Linked DNA regions of Mus musculus: region 1 is linked to region 2. The links are chromatin loops, found by intact Hi-C in ENCODE. Cell type or tissue: heart. All regions are shown on one strand. Links, peaks and the distances in the headings refer to the core of each region. The heading gives the core; the rest is flanking DNA.

What was found. A loop is a pair of places that touch in the nucleus more often than their neighbours do. Peaks named below come from ENCODE experiments on the same cell type or tissue, not always from the same donor. Only the 100,000 strongest peaks of a DNase experiment are listed, where the experiment ranks them.
Region 1: it touches region 2 in a loop (5-fold over the local background); 1 of 42 quality-filtered maps calls a loop at or near these places.

Annotation. Positions count from the first base shown.
Region 1 is chr6:34,471,815-34,477,193 of GRCm38, forward strand. Bpgm (2,3-bisphosphoglycerate mutase) reads left to right here and starts at 4,542. Exons shown (of 3, transcript NM_007563.5): 1 at 4,542-4,608. In heart, for the core only: a CTCF peak has its summit at 2,412 (motif pointing right); a DNase peak (open chromatin) is centred at 4,427; H3K4me3 peaks cover 1,786 bases; H3K27ac peaks cover 3,178 bases.
Region 2 is chr6:34,173,909-34,179,287 of GRCm38, forward strand. It overlaps Slc35b4 (solute carrier family 35, member B4), which reads right to left and starts at 3,146. Exons shown (of 10, transcript NM_021435.3): 1 at 2,870-3,146. The coding sequence starts at 2,946. Gm13855 (a long non-coding RNA gene) reads left to right here and starts at 3,140. Exons shown (of 3, transcript XR_868963.3): 1 at 3,140-3,314; 2 at 4,297-4,456; 3 at 5,373-5,379. In heart, for the core only: no CTCF peak of the experiment used is centred there; a DNase peak (open chromatin) is centred at 3,143; H3K4me3 peaks cover 1,878 bases; H3K27ac peaks cover 776 bases.

The DNA of each region.
Region 1 (5,379 bases), core at 201-5,200, 300 kb after region 2:
TTGATTTCTATGTTATGAATGTTTGCCTGCATGTTTGTGTACTGGGTAGCTGGTGCCTTCAGAGGTTCAAAGGTCAGAGGTTCAAAGGCTGTCAGATCCCCCTGGAACTGGAACTACAGCTGATTGTGAGCTGCCTCGTGGTGCAGGGAACTCTACCAGAGTCTTCTGCGAGAGCCTTAACCACTGAGCCATCTCTCCGGTCCCCACGTTGAGACTTTTTAAAGCTAGAATTTATTGAGTTTTTGCCCTGCAGAGAAGATATTCTTTAAATAACATAATTTTGTGAGGTGGTTACAATTAATATGCCTCATTATATAATGAAATGAGAGATGTTAGACAGGCTGTCCCAGACAACACGGTATAGAATAACAGTCCTTACGGGAAACCAGGCAGACTGGTTCTAGTGGAGTGCACATCAGACAGAGTGCACACACTACACGGCTGTACACCTTTGAATCTGCCATCACTGCTCTTCTCTAGTGATCACTACCCGTTCCGGGTAACACACCTGCATTTGCCACTCATCCGGAGACAGGACTCTCTTATTCTAAGCTCTAAGCTTTTCTATGCAAGTGGTCCCTTCGCCCACTCACTCTTCTTTTTTTCTCAGCTGCAAAAGGAGGGAGCTGAAGGGGCAGAACTGGAGGTCAGGACGTATACAAAGCAAGCCACCACCACGATGAGAAACACACACACACACACACACACACACACGTTTCCATTCATACATGTGAGCTAAAGTGACTGTCCTAGAAGTACGAGAGAAACTGGTCACCAAAAGGCTTGTGAGGAGACGTATGGGGTGGAAGGTTTAAGAAACTGCTACCAAAATAGTTAAGACAGGATTAGTTCTCGTGCTCTACAGCATGGTAAGATGACTGTACATATTATACATTTAATAATGGAGCAGACTGAAGGAGTCCAAAAGGCCCTAGCACAAAGAAATGATGTTTAGAAGGGCAGAAACGTTAATTACCATTCTATCATGATACACTATATATATACATATATATACACATATATCAAATTATTACCTGCTCATTATACATATACAATTAAGTAAATGGGAAAAGGTAAATATTAAAAAATAAATACAAAAGCTGGGTGTAATGCTTGCCAGTAATCCCGTAACTTTGTGGGTTAAAACAGAAGGATTTTGAGTTCAAGGTCAGCTTGGGTTATACAGCAAATATTGACTCAAAAAAAAAAACCCAAATTGAAATAAACAGAATTATTTCCTTTTTTCAGTTTTCTTTGGAGCTAACATTCTGAGCACACATATACCACTTAGATGCAAATACATGGGCAATGGGTAACCACAGGAGAAAGGAAGGTCGATATGTGGAAAAATGGGAAGTCACTCCTCTAAGCTGGTGGAAGGCAAGGAGGATAACTTGTGCCATATTCACAAAGGTTTCCTACTAGTACCAGCCTGGTTCCCTGGAAGAGTTAAAGGAAGTTCAGGGGGACTTCCCAGGAGGCTGCTAAGAAACTGGAGGCAGCATGTGATGGCAGACAAGGCTTGGGTACCAACTGTATATAGAAATGAACACACTTTTTAGTTTCAGGAAAGAGGAATCTGCACTCAGGTCAATGGTGAAGGACAGACATGGGCTTATTGCACTAGGTTAACTTGACTTTGAAAAAGAAAGGAGTTGGGGGAGACTACCAGCAGCAAACAGCCAGCTCATGATGATGTGCCCTGATACTAAGATAAACAGACAGTCCTGTACATGGGATATGGACTAACTCTGTAATTTACTGGAGAAAGACAATGGTTCTGCTAAACTAGATAAAGGTAGAACCATCTAAGTCAGTAGTAATGTTTTTATGCTTTGTGGACCAATTCAGCCCTGTTTGGAAAAGGCCATGGCCTCTGTACACATCGATGTGAAATTATTTTCACCAGTTAAGTATGCTACCATTAGATGTACTTTATTCAGGTTATTAATGGAACAATTCTCAAGGAACAACATGGGCGGATACTGACTTTTCAATATATGCAGACAATAAAGACAAAGACAATAAGGTTAAAATAATTTATTATTGTTTCATTTATTTGACTGAAAGTGGGATTACATCAAAATTTGAAGTAATGAGCCCAAAGAAACTTGTTTTCATAATATCTATATTGTATCAGAATGGAATTCCTCATTTAAAAAATTTAAATATTCATTCTTGTTATCTTTCCTTTTTTCTTTTCTTTTTGAGACAGGTGTCACTGTATAGTCCTAGCATTCCTGGAAATCCTTATGAAGACCAGGCTGGCCTTGAACTCACAGAAATCTTCCTTCCTCTGCCTCCTGAGTGCTGGGATTAAAGGCATGGATCACCGCGTCTGGCTTTCTTATTGTTTTTTAGTTATGTGTATAGATGTGTACATACAAGTGCAGGTGTTCATGGAGTCCAGGAGAGGGCGCTTGACCTCCTGGAGCTGGAGCTATAGACATTGTGAGACATCAAATGTGGGTGCTAGAAACTGAACTCAGATGCTCTGTTAGGGGTACCATAGTATCATAACTGTTGGGTCATCTCTTCAGCCTTAGAATTAAATTCCTCATAGCTGGAATACATTGCTTGTGGGAGGTGGAGGCAGTTGTAAGAAAAAAGGCTTTCCCCAGAACTATAAATTAGCAGCCTTGGGTTTTTGTTTCAATCCCCTATTGTTTGTGCAAGGAACCAGGTAGGGTTCTTTCTAAGGCCCAGTGAAGTAAGGCGTAGTCTAATGTTTTTGAAGGTCATCTTTGCCTCAAATGGATTTATGATAATCTTTGTGAGCACAGGTTCACTCTTTCAACGTTCTCAAGGCAAACAGCTCACAGACAGATCGGAACATGGGGTCCAGGATATGATATTGCGATCTAGATAAACATAAGAACAATCTTGCCATGCAACAGTGACTCCTGCCATTGCTAACTTCTGTGAATACCTGTGTCGTAAAGACCAGGCTTGCTCCCAACACTCGCTTTCACATCCCACCTAAGAGCATCATAGGTAAAGATGTTTTGTTTTTTTTTAAAATAACAATGTACACACTAGTGACCCTGGTGAATAGTTCTAAAAGACAAGTATTGTAAAGTTTTATATGCCAAGCTAGTGTTATTGAGTATTCCTAACAAGGTCAAAGTAAATCAAATGAGCAGGCATCCTAAGGTTCAGAGTACCCTCAAATGTCAAATGCTGTATGGCTGTTAGGATTGGTTTTGCATGGCTGCCGTTACCCTTCCTGAGGAGAAAGCTTTGATACTACAGGGCAGCGGAAATGTTTTCTGGTCCATCTGCCCTCATGAAGAAGAGGAAGAACAGGTTGGCAGGTGTGTACGATTGGGCAGATTCCTTCTCCAGCTGTTCTGACCTGAGAATCCACTGGCTAAGACAAGTAGCCACACCTGAGCCATCCAGGAGGTAGAGTTTAACTTTGCTAAGCCACCATCACTACAGCACTGGGTTCACACACCATCACTCCAGCCGACAGAACTCACTGTCCTTGAGAGACGCTCTCTCAGAAAGGGGTAGCTGCAACTATCATGAGCTAAAATGCATAAATGGGACATACAGCTTGCTACAAGCAGGCCATCATGACACCAGTTCATGGTGTGTCAAGATTTTCATCCTAAATAACTGATCTGAGCACCCATTAGCTGGTCACAAACTTATTGGACTTGTTTATAGAATTAACTAGGTGAGTTCAGAAGACACTAAGTGGAACAGCTTTCAGAAACCAAGAAGGGGAATTTTCCCGTCTGCTCAGGCACACATAACATTTCTTATCTTTCTCATTCACGTTTTGACACACGTTTCAGACCTTGTGTGGTAGTTCAAGCCTGCTTAGTAGCTTCCAGCTCTGGTACCAGACCCGAGTGACAAGCTGGCATTTTCATAGGTTTAATTTCAGAAACTGTAGTGTACCATTTTCTACTTTTCTAACCTCTTCGCCCTTCTTGTACTTTTAGGATATCCTATTATTCGCTTCTCTTCTCTTCATAATGTTAGGAGAAAGTAAGAATGAGCGACTATCTGTAAATAGGACACTTTAAAGGTTTTCATTTTAATCTCTGTTTTCGACGCACAGGCGTGCCAAACAAGCTTTCGTGAGGATCTACCGGGTTCAGCCTAGGTAGGACCTGAAATTTTCCGTTAACTAGAAGAAGTATCCCTTCATCTGCTGACCCGCTTTTCACAGCAGGTGTGTTTCAATTTCGAGAACTTCAAACAGGTCTCTGGACGGCAAAGCTAGCAGCCCACAAACATTGCCCCGGCGATGCTCAGGGGTTTGGGTCTCTACGACTAAAGCCCGCCTGCCTATGTCCGAAACTACCATCTTATTGGTCTATCCGTGCGTCTGTTTCCTCATTAAACCAATCATAGCTTCCCTTCTTACCCCAGGGACTTGAGAAACCGGAAAGAACCTCCGGCTGGTCGCTGGCCAGAGGGCGGGGCCGTGAATGAGTGACAACTCTGTCTTCCAATACCCAGCGCTATCGGTTCTGACCATTTTGGCTTCTAGGCTACAAAAGAGCGTTGATGCCGGCTGTAGCGATGAATCCTCACTGGCGTCTGCAGCACGGCGTTACCGAGGACCGGCTGCTACTGGTAGTTTCCTTGCAGGTGAGTGGCTTCGTTGTAATTGTTACAGTTGTGAGGATTTCTTTTCTTTCATGAGTGGCTTGCTGTTCTATCGTGAGAAGGCCGGTTGCTACCTTGCCCGGCTTTAGTATCTGGTGGGAACCTGATGCCCGCTTCAAGCGAGACCCTCCCGAGTACCCCAGCTCTCAGCTGGCCCTTTCTCAGCGAGCATCTCTCAGGAACAGTGAGTTCTGTCGGCTGGAGTGATGGTGTGTGAACCCAGAGCTGTAGTGATGGTGGCTTAGCAAAGTTAAACTCTACCTCCTGGATAGCTCAGGTGTGGCTACTTGTCTTAGCCAGTGGATTCACTGGAAGGAAGCAGGTGTAGGGCGAAGGCAGACCTTGATCCTAAAAGTGTAAGTTAAGGGGGGAAATATCATGGAAGGCAAAGAGGTTGTTGCATATTCAGGAGTCTCAGGAACCATATTCCGGGTTCAGGGGAACACTACCCCCTCCCCAGCACACACGCGTGCACGCCCGACCACCACTATCATGGCCAAAAAGTGTCATTTCTTTTTGTGCTAAGGGGTAGGAGCAAGTATTTCACTACAGTAAGTCAAAAGAAATGCAAAATTGTAATGAAGTTTATTATTAGACTTTGCAGGATGGAGCCCCCCCCCCCAAATTAGGAAGGGTTTATAGCCCGTGAATGGGGGAAATGGTTCTAGAATATTAACTAACAGAATTCCGACGCCTTCGGGAGGAAATAAAAAGTAAATGGTTACATTTCAGCAGCAGGTACAAACGTTTCTA
Region 2 (5,379 bases), core at 137-5,136:
GGTTGGTATATCAGTGCTACTGTTACCAGGCTTTACATGGGCAACCATTACCACCATCTAACTTTAGGGTGCCCCAGAAGAAATCTCACCAGGAATCACATTCCTGTTCTCCCTCCCATGGGGTCCTCTGATAACTCTAGTCTACTTTTTGTCTTTGCATAGGAGGTGCGTGATGCCTTCCTACGATCCGACATTCAACACTCCTTTAAGCTAACTCGGAGAGCATCTTAGGGACACACTGCTGGCACGGCTCAAGGAAAAGGGTTCTGTTAGCTGGAATAAATCGCTTTAAAGCGAATAAATAAAGTTCTAATAAATAAAAACTTGAAATGCTTTCCCAGAATCTTTCCTTCTCTTAAGCTTTATTTAAGACTTATAATCATTAATTGCAGACACCTTCTCTTACTTAGGACTTTCTTTGGCAAAAATTCAAATTTCAATTAAAAAAAAAAAACAAACAAACAACCCAGCAACTTTGAAAGGAATGACTTGGGCAGACGTTTTCACCTCCTTTCTTTCCTGGATATAAAACTTTCTTATTGAATTCACCATCATGTCTTAAAGGGAAAAATAAAATCTTTCAGATTGTTATCCTGATGTTAAGACACACAATACCTTACCTGCTTCATTAGCTCTCTATGTGTATGTGTGTGTGTGTGTGTGTGTGTGTGTGTGTGTATAGCATATACACATATGTATCATGCTTTCAAGGTTGACCATAAGCTCCTTAAGAAGGGAATCAAGACCTCACTCACTACTGTGTAGCTGCTTACGCAGTGCACAAGGTTTGCACCTTATCACTGGCACCAATTCTAGGTCTACAAAGGTCAGCAAGAAGAAACTGAATCTGTTTTTCAACTGGGGGGGAAATGGCTCAACACTCCCTTCTTTCAACAAGTCTTTGCAGCCTTTGTATTTAGAGTTAACACCTGAGTGTTCCAAGGAAGCCATTTAAAAAGCACAGCTTCTGCTTTTCTGAGAAGTTTCTACGGTGATTTCTCAAGATTAAAGCCACAAATCTCAAGATCATATCTAGAAGGAACTTTAAAGGCTATCTGGACGAATCGGGTCGGCTTTCACGGCTCGACAGTGTGAAGAGTTTACTTAAGCAAATCAGGCATACGTTGTTATCAGTCTAATGTACTATACATTGCATTAATAAGCCCACTTCCTTACGTCTTAAGGAAAACCCTCAGTTGTATGCAAAAATGCAGATTTATATATATGTAAAGTTAAATAAGGAATTTGGATTCATTTACAAATTGATCCTAATAAAATTCTAAATAAAAGTTCCTATAAAGAATGAAAAGACTTTATAAAGAGAAAGGAATCCATTTCTGGATACACACAGAACTTTTCTGGACCCTCACAAAAACAACGTACGCCTGCACTGAGACAAATTGTAAGGGAGAAGGCTAGGGAAGTCACCAACGTGAGGTAGGCATTTCTCATTCACCTTCAAAATCCATGGGGATGAAGCTGTTATCACCCACCCCTCTGATGGTTGAGAAAAGTGTTTTAGCCAAGAGCTCACAAGCTAGAACACACAGGTTTCACATAATTTAGTGGCATATTCAATGCAATTATCTGACTTTGTTTCTATAGCTAGCCTGAATATATATCACTTTCTTATTTAAAAATATATTAAATAGATTGAATTCCAAAGTTTTCTGCCTTTGAAGTGTATCCAGAAACTTCTTTTTCATTTTCATCTTCCTGTCCACTCCCAAGACAATCGATCTTCATCAACACTCTGCATAATAAAACGGTAAGCTCTCTAAAAGCAAACTATAACACATACAGACTTGATCATAAATAAACTGCTTACTTCTGAAGGATTCAAACCAACAGTATCAAACAGGATAAATTTCCAACAGACATCACACCATGTTCAAAACTCAAGTTCAAAAATGGAAGGCATCTGGAAATGTTACTGGGCTAGGAGCTTAGACAGATACAGTCCAGCCCATTTTTGCTCTGCCACTTCCAAATAGTGAAAAGATGCCCAACTTTGCATCTGTTTCACTTTCAACAAAACAATGTAACTCTTGGTCACAGGGTTGCCCTAAGCAGTATATAGATAGAAACCTGTAGCTAGTGACTCTGAACTGAGTATTGAACTGTCTGAAAAAGGAGACCGAAGCTCCAAACCTTAAATAACTAACTGGAGCTGTTTAGTCCTAATCGTTTTCCAGTTCATCTCCTGTCTCTTTTCTAACTTCTGCCTACTGAACTTTGCACATAGTTACCCAACGTTATTTGCAAGACACCACACCACAAAGCCAATCCTGTTCCCAATCTACACTTCAAAGAGCACGCTTCTCAACGAAAGACTGTGATGTGCGAAATGCCCAGGGACCATGGTGACAGCTCAGTTGTTATCTGCACCACATCACTCACATATGAGTCTAAGCCAAGTGCTCACAACCATCTATCTCTACGACCAACAAAAACAAATGTTTCGCAAAACATGTCAACACACACACACACACACACACACACACACACACACACACAAAACTTTCTGTGAGAAAAGTTTTGCTCCAGACAGACACGTGTCATTCATTCACTGGTCAGCGAAAGGTGCTAGAGTTGGATGAGTAGTAGTTGGAGAGGGTGCTCCTAGAGACCTAGGATCGGTCACGTGAGAAAGTCTCCAGGCTTCAAACTCCCCAAAGTGTGGCTTGGAGATGCCGACAGCAGCACTCTGGATGTTCCTGTCACCTGGATGCTAACGAATGGAGGAGTGCCAGGGCTGCAGAGTAGCTGACTGCGTGGGTATCCCGTGCAGCGCACTAGGGAGGCGGCCAGGGCTAGCAACCCCGGACCAGCTTCGAGAACCCGGGCGCGGCCCGAGAGGGTCACTCACCGGGCCAGCAGCTCTAGGAAGATCACATTACTGCAGCAGCCTGCGAACACCAGGCCCACCGCGAAGGCCGGGCGCATGGCCGGTGCGGGGCACGGGGAGCCAGCGCGCAGAAAAAGCGCCCTTTCAGTTCGCTACCCTAGAAAATCCGCGCGCAACATCACCACCGCCAGCGGTTCCCTCCCTGAGGGCCGTCTTGATCAACTCTTCCTCCGCAGCTGCCACCGACGCGGCCAGACCAGGAGCTGTAGTTCTCAGTCATACCCGGTCCCATTCATTTGAGGGGGCGTCCTAGGGCTAACCAAACTACATGTCCCAGCAGACCGCGCGCCTTTACGGCAGGCGTGAAAAAAACAGGCAAGTTTCCCCCGAAGGCTCGCGTGAGTCGGTGTCGCACTGCCTTCTGGGAAATGAAGTCCCAATGCTGTTCGTGTTCAGTACCATAAAGGTTGGAATGGGATTCAACGAAATAGCTTGTGTGCTCCCTGTAACTGACTTCTCATTAGAGTATTCTAGCATCTGTAACAACTCACCTGCAACTGAGAGAATGTAGAAATTCCTGTAACATCTAAACCGAATTCTAGGACAACAGCGAACCTAAAAGTTTTGAGATTGAGCCTTGGCTTAAACTGCCTGTTTAGAGCATTGGCTTAGTACTCCACTCTCATCACAGGGGAAGATAGGCCTGTCTTACTAATAGTTGTTGTAGAATAGACTAATACAGTAAATGTATTGCTTTATGTCGTGATTTTTGTAGAGACACTGAACACATGTCTTGTGCTGGCATTTTGCCAGCTTAAGGTGCTCATTAAATATTGAATTTAACTGATAAAAGGCATTCTTTTTGCCATAGTTCTTGTTTCTAGTCTCCTTTGAAAGACAGACATTCCCAATTTCAGAATGCACTAGAGCTTATTGAAAATTCAAAGTTCAGGACCACAAATAAAAATTGTGCTCAGTAACCATCATTTAGAGCATGCAGGCGCCAGGATTCTGATGAGATCTCTGGGTCACAAGTTGGGGAAGCCACTGGCAAGTTAGTTGTGAATCTTGAGGAAAACTTCGGAGTGTTTATGTTTATCCCCTAAATTGCCTCCCATCATGTGGTGTCACTGCTGATGCAATCACACGTATGAAGGGGCACAGTTCTGAGCAGTAGCACTAGTCTTACATAATAGGAAGAAATAGGGCTGTTAATTCATCGCATCTATGAAAAACTGGTCTTGCTAGGTGTACAAACACAGAACACAAAGGCACTGGCCTATGTACATAGTTGATGGTCACCATGCAGTCTTTCTTGCTATTGCTGTTGAATCGGAGTGAACACCAAGAGGCTCAGTAACTGATGCCACAAGACTTCAGCTGAAGGGTAAAAGGCACGTGCTTCCTTTCAACACTTAAATGCTGACGTGAGCATTGTATGTGCGCAGCATATGTCTTTCAGGTGCGCTCAGAGGCCAGACAAAGGCATCCGATCTAGAGCTGGAGTTTCAGAGGTTGTAAGCCATTCCCTGAGTGCTCCAAGTTGAACCTGGGTTCTCTGCCAGAGCAGCCAGTGCTCTCAACCACAAAAGCATCTCTCCCATCCAGGTATGGCCAGTTTTGACTGGAGTGCTTGAACGTTGGCATTCTCAGAGTTTCCCCGGGTGATTTCTGTAGCTGAAGCTGAGAGCTGTTGAGGAAGGGGAAGTACTTAGAGGGACGGAGTCAGTGACATCAGTAGGTCATCTTTAAAGTGTCACCTCAGCCTGATTAAACTGAAATCCATAGGGAATGGAACCCAGGATCATCTGTCATTGAAACTCCAAGGCTGGGAAGCCTCACTTTGACTTAGTTCAGTTCTCAAGCCTGGCTACATGATAGAGCCACATGAGAGACTTTAACAATTTGCTGAACCACGAAACTAAGCCCAAAAATATCAGAGCCACTGCCAACCAAATAAGGAAGACACCTAAGTTTGATGTCTAAGCGGTGACATCTGTAGATGCTTCTGGCTAGAGAAAAGCTGAGCCTTAGCTCTGATTGGACTGGAGATTATTTCACGGCACACAAAGCTTCACTTCTCATCTACCGCTCCCATGCACACACCAAACTTGGAAGTACTTGAAGGGCGTTCTAATCATCTCTTCCTGAGTCTCAGATAAAAATCAAAACAGACTTAAGTAAATGAACGAAGAAGGAGTCTGAGTGTCTGCATATGCTCTGGATCTTCCTCCGTATTTCTGTCTTAACCTATCCCAGTTTTTAGTAAGAATATATTTACTATACATATCGATGACCTGGGCTCTTGTTCAAATGCTGACTCTGGGTTCTTCTACAAACTAAACACAGGTTAAACATTTCTAACAAGCTTTGAGTTCGTGCCAGGTCTCCTGGTCTGTGGGCCACACTCTAGTGAGTAGAAGACTATTCATTAACTCACTCTAGAAACTGCTCTATTCCTGCCCTCACTGGTTCAGAGAATTCAGGCCAACAAAACTATCTGTGAATTCCTTCTTCTCCTTAGCCTGCAA